Linked DNA regions of Homo sapiens: region 1 is linked to region 2. A link is an interaction called in ENCODE POLR2A ChIA-PET data of the cell type or tissue named here. Cell type or tissue: HepG2. All regions are shown on one strand. Links, peaks and the distances in the headings refer to the core of each region. The heading gives the core; the rest is flanking DNA.

Region 1 (7,211 bases), core at 1,327-6,326, 770 kb before region 2:
CCCTAGTCTCTGAATTTTCCAGGAGACTGATTTGAGTGATAAACTCCAGTCCTTCCACGTGGCTAGCCTTGCATTAATTAAGCTTTCTTTACTGCAATACCGTTGTCTCAGTAAATTGGCTCTATCTGTGCAGCTGAAAGAAGAGCCAGTCAGGCGATTAGACCATCAAGGGGGAGCATATACAGCTGACCCCAAAGTCATGTTGTCAAATGCATCCTCCTTTGTGTCTCTGAAACCATCACTGCAAAATTATAACTGAGAAAATTATGACAGTCAAAGAAATCAGACCTAACCAATTTTACGCTGTCCTTGTTCATCCTGGGCATAGGCTGAACTAACTTTGGGAAGTAATTCAGTTCATGGTTTGACTCTGAAACAAAACTGATAACAGCCCTTTCCCGAAAAGACCCCCTTCTTTCCTGGGGACCAGTCTGACTTTGCAGGACTAACAGATTAGCTACAAGATTAGAAATGACAGTTTAGGGGCTGTGCAGCCTCTGGCTCCAAGAGTCTGAACCTCCCCAGATTGCTCCTGGGGGTAACATTACTTTTATAAAACCTAAGGTCAGTGCTTGAGCTATTTTGCAGGCCCTGCACTGGATGGATCAGCTGACACCATCCAGACGAGTCATCGGGCTCCACCAGTTCTGCCATCCTACCCGGGAACAGAAGACAGCAAGAAAACCTCACTTCGACCTCCCATGATTCCATCTCCAACCTGACCAATCAGCACTGCCCACAAGCCCCTACCCGCCAAGTTATCTGTAAAAACTCTGTGGCTCACGCCTGTAATCCCAGCACTTTGGGAGGCCGAGGCGGGGGGATCACAAGGTCCGGAGATCGAGACCATCCTGGCTAACACAGTGAAACCCCGTCTCTACTAAAAATACAAAAAAGTAGCCGGGCGCGGTGGTGGGCGCCTGTAGTCCCGGCTACTCAGGAGGCTGAGGCGGGAGAATGGCATGAACCCGGGAGGCGGAGCTTGCAGTGAGCTGAGATCGCACCATTGCTCTCCAGCCTGGGCGACAGAGCGAGACTCTGTCTCAGACAAATAAATAAATAAATAAACAAACAAACAAATAAATAAATAAATAAAATAAAACTTTGTAATCTCAGCACTTTGGGAGGCTGAGGCAGGCGGATCATGGGATCAGGAGTTCAAGACCAGCCTGACCAACATGGTGAAGCCCTGTCTCTACTAAAAATACAAAAATTAGCTGGGCAGAGTGGCGCGTGCCTGTAATCCCAGCTACTCAGGAGGCTGAGGCAGGAGAATCGCTTGAACCCAGGAGATGGAGGTTGCAGTAGCCGATATCACGCCATTGCACTCCAGCCTGAGTGACAGAGCAAGATTCCATCTCAAAAAAAAGAAAAAACCAACTCTGATCCCCAAATGCTCGGGGAGACTGATTTGAGTAATAATAAAACTCCGGTCTCCCGCACAGCTGGCTCTGCATAAATTACTCTTTCTCCATTGCAATTCCCCTGTCTTGATAAGTCGGCTCTGTCTAGGCAGCGGGCAAGGTGACCCCTTGGGTGGTTACATCTCCGTAACTGGACTTAGTGTGGCTGCTGTGACCCACGTTCCAATGGGACAGCAAACCTGTCTCTCCTACCCTGCTTTTTTTTTTTTTTGAGACAGAGTCTCGCTCTGTCGCCCAGACTGGAGTGCAATGGCGCAATCTCTGCTTCCTGGGTTCAAGCAATTCTCATGCCTCAGCCTCCCAAGTAGCTGAGATTACAGGCACACGCCACCATGCCCAGCTAATTTTTTTGTTTTTACTAGAGACAGGGTCTCATCACGTTGGCCAGGCTGGTCTCAAACTCCTGACCTCAAATGATCCACCTGCCTTGGCCTCCCAAAGTGCTGGGATTACAGGCGGGAGCCACTGTGCCTGGCCTGCCCGCCTTCTTGAGTCTCCCCTCTTTGCCCATGGCTCAGACTTTTACTGCTCTTGGGTATGAAAAAAATGAGTTCTTGTGCAAGCAGTCCCACTCTATGGTTTATGGTGTAAAACAGAAGCTTTTGCAATATTTTTTTTCCCTTCCAAAATCCCCAACTTTGACACCAAAAATATTTTTTTTAAGTTTGTGTAGGAGGTATAGGGACAAAAAGGTAGCTCTTTTGAAGCTCAATCTCCCGTCACCTTCCCCCCACACACTCACAGACCCAGCTAATTCTAGCATGACTGTTGAGGGGAAGAGCAGCAGGTAGAAGGAACAGGAAGGGCAACTTCAAAGCGTGGTCCACTACATTTATTTATTTATTTTTATAATTTATGTTTTTGAGATGGAGTCTTGCTTCTTTGCCCAGGCTGGAGTGCAATTGGAGCGATTTCAGTTCACTGTAACCTCTGCCTCCTAAGTTCAAGCAGTTCTCCTGCCTCAGCCTCCCCAGTAGCTGGGATGACAGGCACATGCCACCATGCCTGGCTAATTTTTGTATTTTTAGTAGAGACGGGGTTTCACCATGTTGGCCAGGCTGGCCTTGAACTCCTGACCGCAGGTGATCCGCCCACCTCGGCCTCCCAAAGTGCTGGGATTACAGACGTGAGCCACCACGCCCGCTATTTATTTATGTTTATATTTATTTTATTTTATTTTTACTTATTTATTTATTTTTGAAACAGTCTTGCTCTGTCGCCCAGGCTGGAGTGCAGTGGCATGATCTTGGCTCACTGGAACTTCTGTCTCCTGGGTTCAATCGATTCTCCTGCCTCAGCCTCTGGAGTAGCTGGGACTACAGGCACATGCAACCACGCTTGACTCATTTTTGTATTTTTAGTAGAGACAGGGTTTCACCATGTTGGCCAGGCTGGTCTCAAACTCCTGACCTCAAGTGATCCGCCCACCTCAGCTTCCCAAAGTGCTGGGATTACAAGCGTGAGCCACCATGCCTGGCCATGCCTGGCCAATTTATCCATTTAAATTTAAATTTTAAATTTTAGAGACAGGATCTTGCTCTGTTGCCCAGACGGGTCTCCAACTTATGGCCTCAAGTGATCCTCCCTCGTCGGCATCCCAAAATGCGGGGATTACAGGCGCCACTGTGCCTGGCCCACTACATTGATTTCTATCAGCCTGACTTATTCTAGGCAGGACTGGAGATGGCTTACATAGGCTCGCAAAAACAAGGTAAAATAACTTTAAAGAGGCTGAGCACAGTGGCTCATGCCTGTAATCCCAGCACTTTGGGAGGTCAAGGTGTGAGGATCACTCGAGGCCAGAAGTTCGAGTCCAGCCTCGGTAACAAGAAAATATGAAAACTAGCCAGTCTTGATGGTACACTCCTGAGTCCCAGCCACTCAGGAGGCTAAGGTGGGAGGATCGCTTGAGCCCAGGAATTTGAAGCTGCAGTGAACCATGATCATGTCACTTCACTCCAGCCTGGGCAACAAAGCGAGACCCTGCCTCAAATAAATACATACATACGTAACTTTAAAGAGATTAGACTCATGGCCAGGCACAGTGGCTCATGCCTGTAACCCCAGTACTTTGGGAGGCCTAGGCGGGTGGATCACTTGAGGTCGGGAGTTTGAGATCAGCCTGACCAATATGGTGAAACCCCATCTCTACTAAAAATATAAAAATTAGCTGGGTGTGGCACATGTCTGTTATCTCAGCTACTTGGGAGGCTGAGGCAGGAGAATCACTTGAACCCAGGAGGCGGAGGTTGCAGTAGCCGAGATTGCGCCATTGCACTGCAGCCTGGGTGACAGAGCGAGACCCTGCCTCAAATAAATACATACATACATAACTTTAAAGAGATTAGAAGGGGGGCCAGGCGCAGTGGCTCACGCCTGTAATCCCAGTACTTTCAGAGGCTGAGCCGGGTGGATCACTTGAAGTCGGGAGTTTGAGACCAGCCTGACCAACATGGTGAACCCCCATCTCTACTAAAAATACAAAAATTAGCTGGGCGTGGTGGCACATGCCTGTAATCTCTGCTACTAGGGAGGCTGAGGCAGGAGAATTGCTTGAACCCATGAGGTGGAGGTTGCCATGACCTGGGATCGCGCCACTGCACTCCAGCCTGGGCGACAGAGCAAGACTCTGAAAAAAAAAAAGAGATTAGAAGGGGAAACAAGAAGAAGAGGATGTAAACATAAGACAAGGTGAAGCCAGGTATACCCATGGGCTGTTCTTACTTTGAAGTGGAAGTGACTGGGCTCAGAGAGGCTCCCACAGACACCAGGGCTCACAGACCAGCATACTGGACTTTGATGTGGTCACTGATGAAACTTCATTATGTAAAGCCACTGAGATTGGAGGTTGTTACAGTAGCTGGTATTAACGGTGCTAATACACTATGCTGGTTATTGGTGAAAGCCATGGCATAGCTCAGGGCTAACCATCAAGCCTGCCTTCAAAATGCCGTTACATTGGCTGGGCGCAGTGGCTCATGCCTATAATCCCAGCACTTTGGGAGGCTGAGGCAGGTGGATCACCTGAGGTCAGGAGTTTGAGACCAGCCTGGCCAATGTGGCAAAACCTCATCTCTACTAAAAATACAAAAATTAGCTGAGCATGGTGGCGGGCATCTGTAATCCCAGCACTTTGGGAGGCTGAGGTGGGAGGATTGCTTGATCCCAGGAGTTTGAGACCAGCCTGAGCAACATAGCAAAACCTTCTCTACAAGTAATAAAAAAATCAGTCGGGGCCAGGTACAGTGGCTCACATCTGTAATCCCAGCACTTTGAAAGGCTGAGGCGGGTGGATCACCTGAGGTCAGGAGTTCCAGACCAGCCTGGCGATCATGGTGAAACCCCATCTCTACTAAAAATAAAAAATTAGCTAGGTGTGGTGGTGGGCACCTGTAATCCCAGCTACTCAGGAGGCTGAGGCAGGAGAATCGCTTGAACCTGGGAGGCAGAGGTTGCAGTGAGCCAAGATCGCGCCACTGCACTCCAGCCTGGGCAAGAGAACGAGATTCTGTCTAAAAAAGAAAAAAATAAAATGCCGTTACATCACTGGTCAACTTCAGCTCTCAGTCACTGTGGTGGACAATCATCTGGGCCAACCCCCAATCCTGCAAGCTGTCACCCGTCCTTTTTTCTTTTGTCGCCTGAGATTTTGAGGACATAGCGCAGAAACACGGAGGCTTTAGATAAGAGTGTGTGACTGCAGGATACAAATCTCCTGTTTGGCCCAGGTGAGATGGCTCACTCCTATAATCCCAGCACTGTGGGAGGCTGAGGCAGGAGGATCGTTTGAGCCCAGGAGTTTGAGACCAACCTGAGCAACATATCAAGACCCCTTCTCTAGAAGTAATAAAAAATCAGTCAGTCGTGGTACGTGCCTGTGGTCCTAGCTGCTCTGGAGGCTGACGCAGGAGGACGGCTTGAGCCTGGGAGGTCGAGGCTGAAGTGAGCCATGATAATCACACCACTGCACTCCAGCCTGGGTGGAGTGCAAGATTGCGACTCAAAAAAATAAAAAAAATCCTCTGTTTGGACCCTGTCTCCTCAGTCCAGAAAGGCTGGATGTGTCAGCGTGGACTTGGCAGGAAGAGAGCGAGGCGCCAGCCAATTTTAAACGGGTGTCTGGGTTTTCCCACTCATTCCCTGTCTGCCCTCCTTTGCTGTCCTTGGCCAAAGCCTACCCAGGCTCTCAACACATCCAGAATGAAGAGCCCTTTAGCCATATTCTGATAAAATTTCACTGTGGCCGTACATTCATTTGCTGGGGCTACCTTAACAAAATACTACAGACCGGATGGCTTCAACAATAGACATTTATTTTCTTGTGGTTCTGGAGGCTGGAAGTCTGAGATCAAGGTGTTGGCAGGGCTGGTTCCTCCTGAGGCCTCACTCCTTGGCTTGTGGATGGCCGCCTTCATGCTGTGTCTTCACATGGTCTACCTTCTGTGCTTGTTCATGTCCAAATTTCCTCTTCTTATTTTTATATATTTATGTTTTTTAGAGACAGAGCCTCTCTCTGTCACCCAGGCTGGAGTGCAGTGGCATGATTATGGCTCACTGCCGCCTCCACTTCCTGGGTTCAAGCAATTCTCCCACCTCAGCTTCCTGAGTAGCTGGGACTACAGGCATGCACCAATATGTCAGGCTAATTCTTAAATTTTTTGTAGAGATGGGATCTTGCTATGTTGACCAGGCTGGGCTCAAGCCATCCTCCTGCCTTGGCCTCCCACAAAATTTAGTCTTCTTATAAGGACATCAGTCAGATTGGATTAGGATCCACCCTAATGACCCCATTTTAACTTAATTACCTGTTTAAAAGTCCTATTTCTAGGCCGGGCGCACTCCAGCCTGGGCAACAGAGTGAGACTGTGTATCTAAAAACAAACAGAAAAGAATTTGAACTTGTTTCCAAAATGCACACACAGAAACTCTTTAAACTCAACAATTAAAACAATTTTATTTATTTATTTATTTATTTATTTATTTTTTGAGACAGGGTTTTACTCTTCACCCAGGCTGGAATATAGTGGCAAGATCATGGCTCACTGCAGTCTTGACCTCCTGGGCTCAAGTGATGCTCGCATCTCAGCCTCCTGAGTAGCAGGGATTACAGGTGTGCACCACCATACCTAGCTAATTTTTTGTAGAGATGGGGATTCGCCATGCTGCCCAGACAGGTCTTGAATTCCTGGGCTCAAGCAATCTGCTAGCCTCGGCCTCCCAAAATGCTGGGATTACAGGTGTGAGCCACCGTGCCTGGCCAAAACAATTTTTTCTAAAAGACAAAATATGTGAATAGGTACATCATCAAAGAAGAAATACAGGTAGCAAATAAGGATATGAAAAGATGCTCAACATCATTTGACATTAGGAAAAGGCAAATTAAAACATCCCACTTGTAATCCCAGCAGTTTTTTTTTTTTTTTGAGATGGAGTCTCACTCTGTTGCCCAGGCTGGAGTGCAGTGGTGTGATCTTGGCTCACTGCAAGCTCTGCCTCCGAGGTTCACGCCATTCTCCTGCCTCAGCCTCCCCAGTAGCTGGGACTACAGGTGCCTGCCACCACGCCTGGCTAATTTTTTTTTGTATTTTTAGTAGAGAAGGGGTTTCACCATGTTAGCCAGGATGGTCTCGATCTCCTGACCTCGTGATCCACCCACCTTGGCCTCCCAAAGTGCTGGGATTACAGGCATGAGCCACTGCACCCGGCCTATCCCAGCACTTTGGGAGGCCAAGGCAGGAGGATTACTTGAACTCAGGAGTTCAAAACCAGCCTGGGCAACATAGAGAG
Region 2 (7,211 bases), core at 700-5,699:
AGGTGGAGGCGGGCGGATCACCAGAGGTCAGGAGTTCAAGACCGGCCTGGCCAACATGGCAAAACCCCGTCTCTACTAAAAACATACAAAAAAATTAGCCGGGCATGGTGGTGGGCACCTGTAATCCCAGCTACCTGGGAGGCTGAGGCACGAGAATCGCTTGAACCCGGGAGGCAGAGGTTGCAGTGAGCCAAGATCGCATCATTGCACTCCAGCCTGGGCAACAAGAGCGAAACTCCATCTCCAAAAAAAAAAAAAAAAAGGAAATTATTTATTTCCAACAGGAGAGAGCCTAGCACTTATAGCAAAGTGTTGAGCATGGATTCGATTACATAGCATTGGATCATGGCGGGTAACTACAAGAGAAGCAACTACAGGGTTGTGAGGGGATGAAAGAGCCAGAAGGAACCGATCTCAAGATGCGTATGAGAGCCTTAATCCACCGGGCACGGTGACTCATGGCTGTAATCCCAGTACTTTGGGTGGCTGCGGCAGACAGCTCACCTGAGGTCAGGAGTTCAAGATCAGCATGGCCAACATGGTAAAACCCCATCTCTACTAAAAACTACGTTGGGAGGCCAAAGCAGGCGGATCACAAGGTCACGAAATCAAGACCATCCTGGCCAACATGGTGAAACCCCATCTCTACTAAAAATACAAAAATTAGCTGGGCGTGGTAGCACACACTGTAGTCCCAGCTACTTGGGAGGCTAAGGAGGGAGAATCACTTGAACCCGGGAGGTGGAGGTTGCACTGAGCCGAGACGGCGCCACTGCACTCCAGCCTGGCAAAAAAACTACTCTATCTCAAAAACAAAACAAAACAAAACTACAAAAATTAGCTGGGCGTGGTGGCATGCACCTGTAATCCCAGCTACTCAGGAGGCTGAGGCAGGAGAATCGCTTGACCCCAGGAGCCGGAGGTTGCCGTGAGCTGAGATCACGCCACTACACTCCAGCCTGAGCAACAAGAGCGAAACTCTGTCTCCAAAAAAAAAAAAAAAAAAAAAAAAAAAGGAGCTTAAAACCAATAGCCAAGGGAGTTACAGTCACCAGATATTTAGTTCTCTATAGAAATTAAAGATAACATCTTGGGCCTGGTACGGTGGCACACACCTGTATCTCCATCACTTTAGGAGGCCGAGGCGAGCGGACCGCTTGAGCTCAGGGGTTTGAGACCAGCCTGGAAAACATAGCAAGACCCCTGCCTGCACTAAAAATACAAAAAATTAGCCAGGCGTGGTGGCACATGCATGTGGTCTCAGCTACTCGGGAGGCTGAAGTGGGACAATCACCTGAGTCCAGGAAGTGGAGGCTGCAGTGGGCAGATTGTGCCACTGCACTCCAGCAGCTGGGAGAAGAGAGTGAGACCCCATCCCCCAAAAAAAAAAAAAAAAAATCAATGAGAGGAAACAAGGACCGACTTTCATGGGGTCCAGATGCCTGGCACAGTGAGGCCAACCACCCACACCAAGGTTTGCAGTGAGAAAAAAGAGGGCATTTATTTGCAGGGCGCCACGCAAGGAGAGTCGAGCAGCTCATGTTTACATCCAGAACTCCCTGCTGGCTTGCAGGTAGGCGTCTTTAAAGGTAAGGAGGCAGAGGCAGGGCGCAGTGGCTCACGCCTGTAATCCCAGCACTCGAGGCGGGTGGATCACAAGGTCAGGAGATCAAGACCACAGTGAAACCCCGTATCTACTTAAAAAAAAAAAAAATACAAAAAATTAGCCAGGCATGGTGGCGTGCGCCTGTAGTACCAGCTACTCGGGAGGCTGAGGCAGGAGAATAGCGTGAATCCAGGAGGCGGAGCTTGCAGTGAGCCGAGATCACGCCACCGCACTCCAGTCTGGGTGATAGAGTAAAACTCTGTCTCAAAAAAAAAAAAAAAAAAAAAACAGAAGATAAGGAGGCAGAGGTTACGGCAAAGTCATAAATCAGTATGGAGGCTATACGTTGGTTTGGCCCTAAAAGGTGGGGTATCTTAAAGTGGGGGCTTACAGGTCATAGGTAGATTCAAAGATTTTTTTTTTTTCTAATTGGTTAAGGAAGAGAAGCTTTGTTTAAAAATGTGGAGTTGGCGGGCGCAATGGCTCACACCTGTAATCCCAGCACTTTACGAAGCCAAGGGGGGGCGCAGACCACCTGAGGTCAGGAGTTCAGGACCAGCCTGGCAACATGATAAAACCCCATCTCTACTAAAAGTACAAGAATTAGGTAGGATGCGGTGGCGGGTACCTGTAATCTCAGCTACTTGGGAGGCTGAGGCAGGAGAAAAGCTAGAACCTGGGAGGCAGAAGTTGCAGTGGGTCAAGATCACAGCACAGCACTCCAGCCTGGGCGACACAGCAAGACTCTGTCTCAAAAAAACAAAACAAAACAAAAGGACAGCACTCGGAGAGCTTCAATGCTGAACATGTGGAGATGCCGGGAGGGTGGTGTACCCAGAGAGGGCATGGAAGCTCCACCCCTTCCCACAAAACTTGCCCCTTCGGCCTCGGCATCTGGCCATTCCTCTGCATTTTTCGTAATGCCCCTTATAGTAAACTGGTAAACAGGCCGGCCATGGTGGCTCACGCCTATAATCCCAGCACGTTGGGAGGCTGAGGCGGGCGGATTACTTGAGGCCAGGAGTTCAAGACAAACCTGGCCAACATAGCAAAACCCCGTCTCTACTAAAAATACAAAAATTAGCCAGGCGTGGTAGCAGGTGCCTGTAATCCCAGCTACTTGGGAGGCTGAGGCAGGAGAATCGCTGGAGCCCAGGAGGTTGGTTGCAGTGAACCGAGATCACACCTCTGCACTCCAGCCTGGGCGACAGAGCAAGACTCCGTCTCAAAAAAAAACCACAAAAATTGCTTTGTGTTAAGTATAGAGTGGTGTGAGAGTAGAAAACACACTTTGGTCTTATTTTATTTTTATTTCAGAGACAGGGTCTGGTTCTGCCACCTGGTATGATCATAGCTCACTATAGCCCTGAACTCCTGGGTGCAAAGCATCTTCTCACCTCAGCCTCCCTAGTAGCTGGGACAAGTGCACACCATCATGCCTGGCTTTTTTTTTTTTTTTTTTTTTTTTTTTTTTGTAGAGAATGAGGATCTCACTGTGTTGCCCAGGCTGGTCTCAAACTCCTGGCCTAAAGTGATCCTCTTGCCTCAGCCTCCCAAAGTACTGGGATTACAGCCATGAGCTACCACACGCTTCCTATTTATTATAAAAAAATTTTTTTGGCCAGGCATGGTGGCTCACACCTGTAATCCCAGCACTTTGGAAGGCTGAGGTGGGTGGATCACTCGAGGCCAGGAGTTCAAGACCAGCCTGGCCGACATGGCAAAACCCCGTCTCTACTAAAAATACAAACATTAGCTGGGTGTGGCAGCACATGCCTGTAATCCCAGCTACTCGGGAGGCTGAGGCACGAGAATCACTTGAGACTGGTTGGCAGAGACTGCAGTGAGCCGAAATCATGCTGCTGCACTCCAGCCTGGGCAACACAGAGAGACTCTGTCTCCAAAACAAAAGTATTTTTTATAGAGAACGAGGTGTCACTTTGTGCCCAGGCTGGTCTCAAACTCCTGGTCTCAAGTGATCCTCTCACCTCAGCCTCCCACTGGGATTACATTCATGTCACTGTACGGGGCCTATTTTTTTTTTAATTTTAATTTTTTTTTGTAGAGACAGGTTCTTGCGATGTTGTCCAGGCTGGTCTCAAACTGCTAGTCTCAAGCAATCCTCCCATCTCAGCCCCTCAAAGCACTGGGATTATAGGTGTAGGCCACTGTGCCTGGCCTTGTTTTATCTTTTTTTTTTTTTTCTTTTGGAGACAGTCTTGCTCTGTTGCCAGGCTGGAGTGCAATGGCGCGATCTCAGCTCACTGCAACCTCCGCCTCCAGGGTTCAAGTTATTCTCCTGCCTCAGCCTCCCCGGTAGCTGGGATTACAGGCACGCACCACCACGCCCAGCTAATTTTTGTATTTTTAATAAAGACGGAATTTCACCACGTTGGCCAGAATGGTCTTGAACTCCTGACCTCAAGTGATCCACCCACCTTGGCCTCCCAAAGTGTGGGATTCCAGCCATGAGCCACCACGCCCAGCCAAATCTTATATAGTGCTGAAGGCTTTTAAGTATCATTTTCCATCTTCCCCTGTGACTGACATCTGGGGAAGTTGATAAAAACCCTCAGTGCTCCCTCCTTTGCCACCAATGGGAGCTTTAAACCACACAAGCCCGAGTGCACAAACCCTCACCCAGCCACACCCACCAACCACCATAAAAACCCCAAGCCAGCCTCCTTTGCCTGTTCTCCAAAGACATTTTATTATTTTTTTTGAGATGGAGCCTCACTATCACCAGGCTGGAGTGCAGTCGTGTGATCTTGGCTCACTGCAACCTCCGCCTCCCGGATTCAAGCAATTCTCTTGGCTCCACTTCCAGAGTAGCTGGAATTTACAGGTGCCCACCACCACGCCCGGGTAATTTTTGTATTTTTAGTAGAGATGGGGTTTCGCCATGTTGGCCAGGCTGGTCTCGACCTCAAATGATCTGCCCACATTGGCCTCCCAAAGTGCTGGGATTACAAGCAGAAGCCACCACGATACATCAGTTTTATTTATTATTATTATTTTTCTTTAAACTTCTAGTTCAGCAGAAAGTTTTAAAAAAATAGAGATAGGGTCTCGCTATATTGGCCAGGCTGGCCTTGAATTCCTGGCCTCACGCAATCCATCAGCCTTGACCTTCCAAAGTACAGGGATGAGAGGTGTAAACCACCATGCCCGGCCCCAGATGGCATTTGTTTTTTTTTTGTGACAGAGTCTTGCACTGTCACCCAGACTGGAGTACAGTGGCTTGATCTTGGCTCACTGCAACCTCTGCCTCCCAGGTTCAAGCGATTCTCCTGCCTCAAGACTCCCAAGTAGCTGGGATTACAGGAGCATACCACCACACCAGGCTAATTTTTTGTATTTTTAGTAGAGACAGGGGTTTCACCACATTGGCCAGGCTGGTCTTGAACTCCTGACTTCAGGTGATCCCCCCGCCTCGGCTTCCCAAAGTGCTGGGATTAGAGGAGTTAGCCACCATGCCCAGCCTAGGATGTCATTTTTTGTTGTTCCCTTGATTGAGAGAGAGTTCTGCAGCAGGTTCTGGTGTGCTCCAGCTGGCCCTGCTGCGTAAAGCCACGTTATATGGTATATCCCAGGGTACCACATATACCAACGGAAGATGTCATGGTGCTAAAGGTAACAATGGTAGGTGGAGTCTCTGGCGAGCACTAATAGAAAAGCTGCAGCTCTGCGCACGGTGGCTCACGCCTGTTATCCAGCACTTTGGGAGGCTGAGATGAGAGAACAGCTTGAGCCTAGGAGTTCAAGATCTGCCTGGGCAACACAGGAAAATCCCTTCTCTACAAAAAATACAAAAAATTAGCTGGGTGTGGTGGCATGTGCCTGCAGTCCCAGCTACTTGGGAGGCTGAGGTGAGAGGATCACCTAAACCCAGGAAGTGGAGGCTGCAGTGAACCATGATTTTACCACTGCACTCCAGCCTGGGGGTTGGACTGAGGCCCTGTCTCGAAAGAAAGACAGAAAGAGAAAAAAGCGGAAGGAGGGACGGAAGGAAGGGAGGAATTAGGGAAGGCAGGAAGGCAGGGAGGGAGGGAAGGAAGGACAGAAGGAAGGGAGGGAGGGAGGATGGAAGGAAGGGAGGGAGGGAGGATGGAAGGAAGGAAGCAAGGGAGGAGGGTAGGAGAGGGGAGGAAAGGGAAGGGAAAGAAAAGAAAGGCTGTTGCCACAGTGGAGATACCGAGGATTATAGAACAAAGCCCCATTCTTTAGCACATTTATGATTCAAATTGCAGCTCTTTGGCCGGGCGCGGTGGCTCACGCCTGTAATCCCAACACTTTGGCAGGCTGAGGTGGGCAGATCACGAGGTCAGAAGATCGAGACCATCCTGTCTAACAAGGTGAAACCCCATCTCTACCTAAAAATACAAAAAATTAGCCGGGCAGGGAAGATATAGACCCCACCCCCTTTGGGAGGCATACCAAAGTCACATTGGAAATTGCATAGATACAGGGAAGGCATGATGGGGGAGTCCTTATTTCAACAACTTACTGCTGTTGTCTCTGTTTGCACAGCTGAGTCCACTCTAAGAACCGGCAGAAGACTCTTACCATCCTCATGGTCTAGGCCACTGTGCAGTTCTGAACTTCTGCTCCAACTAGTGCTGATACGTGTCAGCTAGACCCAGAAAATTTTTTTCCTTACAGGCAGGGTCTCGCTCTGTGGCTGGAGTTCACTGGTGCCATCTCGGCTCACTGCAACCTCCGCCTCCCGGGTTGAAGTGATTCTCCTGGCTCAGCCTCCAGAGTAGCTGAGACTACAGTCGTGTGCCACCATGCCCAGCTAATTTTTGCAACTTTTTTTTTTTTTAAACTAGAGACAGGATTTTGCCATGTTTACTAGGCTGGTCTCAAACTCCTGGCCTCAAGGGGTCTACCCGCTTTGGCCTCTCAAACTCTTGGGATTACAGATGTGAGCCACTGCACCCCAGCTTAGGTAATTTTTTTCTGATTTTTATGTATTTATTTTTTGAAATGGAGTCTCACTCTGTCACCCAGGCTGGAGAGGAGTAGCGCAGTCTCGGTTCATTGCAACCTCTGCCTCCCGGGTTCAAGTGAGTCTCCTGCCCCAGCCTCCCAAATAGCTGGGATCACAGGGACCCGCCACCATGCTCCGTTATATTTAATTTTTCCAGAGGGAGTCTCACTGTCGCCCAGGCTGAAGTGCAGTGGCGCAACCTTGGCTCACTGCAACTTCTGCCTCGGGGGGTTCAAGCAATTCTCCTGCCTCAGTTTCCTAAGTGGATAGTACTACAGGCATGCAGCACCACACCCAACTAATCTGTATTTTTAGCAGAGATGAGATTTCCCCATGTTAGCCAGGAGAGTCTCAATCTCCTGACCTCGGGATCCACCCACGTTGGCCTCTCAAAGTGCTGGTATTACAGACGTGAGCCACCGCGCCCGGCCTATTTTTAAATAGAGACGAAGTTTCACCAGTTGACCAGGTTGGTCTCCAACTCCTGACCTCAGGTCATCCACCCACCTCACCATCCCAAAGTGCTAGGTTTACAGTAGTGAGCCACTGTGCCTAGCCTATTTCATGTTTTATTTTAAATTTTATTGATATTAATAGAGATTGGGGTGGTTC

Evidence for each region. ChIA-PET counts read pairs that join two places held together with the same protein. Peaks named below come from ENCODE experiments on the same cell type or tissue, not always from the same donor. Only the 100,000 strongest peaks of a DNase experiment are listed, where the experiment ranks them.
Region 1: POLR2A ChIA-PET joins it to region 2 with 8 read pairs; 2 of 35 experiments call an interaction of 5 or more read pairs at or near these places.

What each region holds. Positions count from the first base shown.
Region 1 is chr7:6,562,880-6,570,090 of GRCh38, reverse strand. No RefSeq gene overlaps it. Among named protein-coding and RNA genes, the nearest start is that of ZDHHC4, 11 kb to the left of the region's middle. In HepG2, for the core only: no CTCF peak of the experiment used is centred there; a DNase peak (open chromatin) is centred at 4,220.
Region 2 is chr7:5,794,892-5,802,102 of GRCh38, reverse strand. No RefSeq gene overlaps it. Among named protein-coding and RNA genes, the nearest start is that of RNF216, 17 kb to the right of the region's middle. In HepG2, for the core only: no CTCF peak of the experiment used is centred there; no DNase peak of the experiment used is centred there.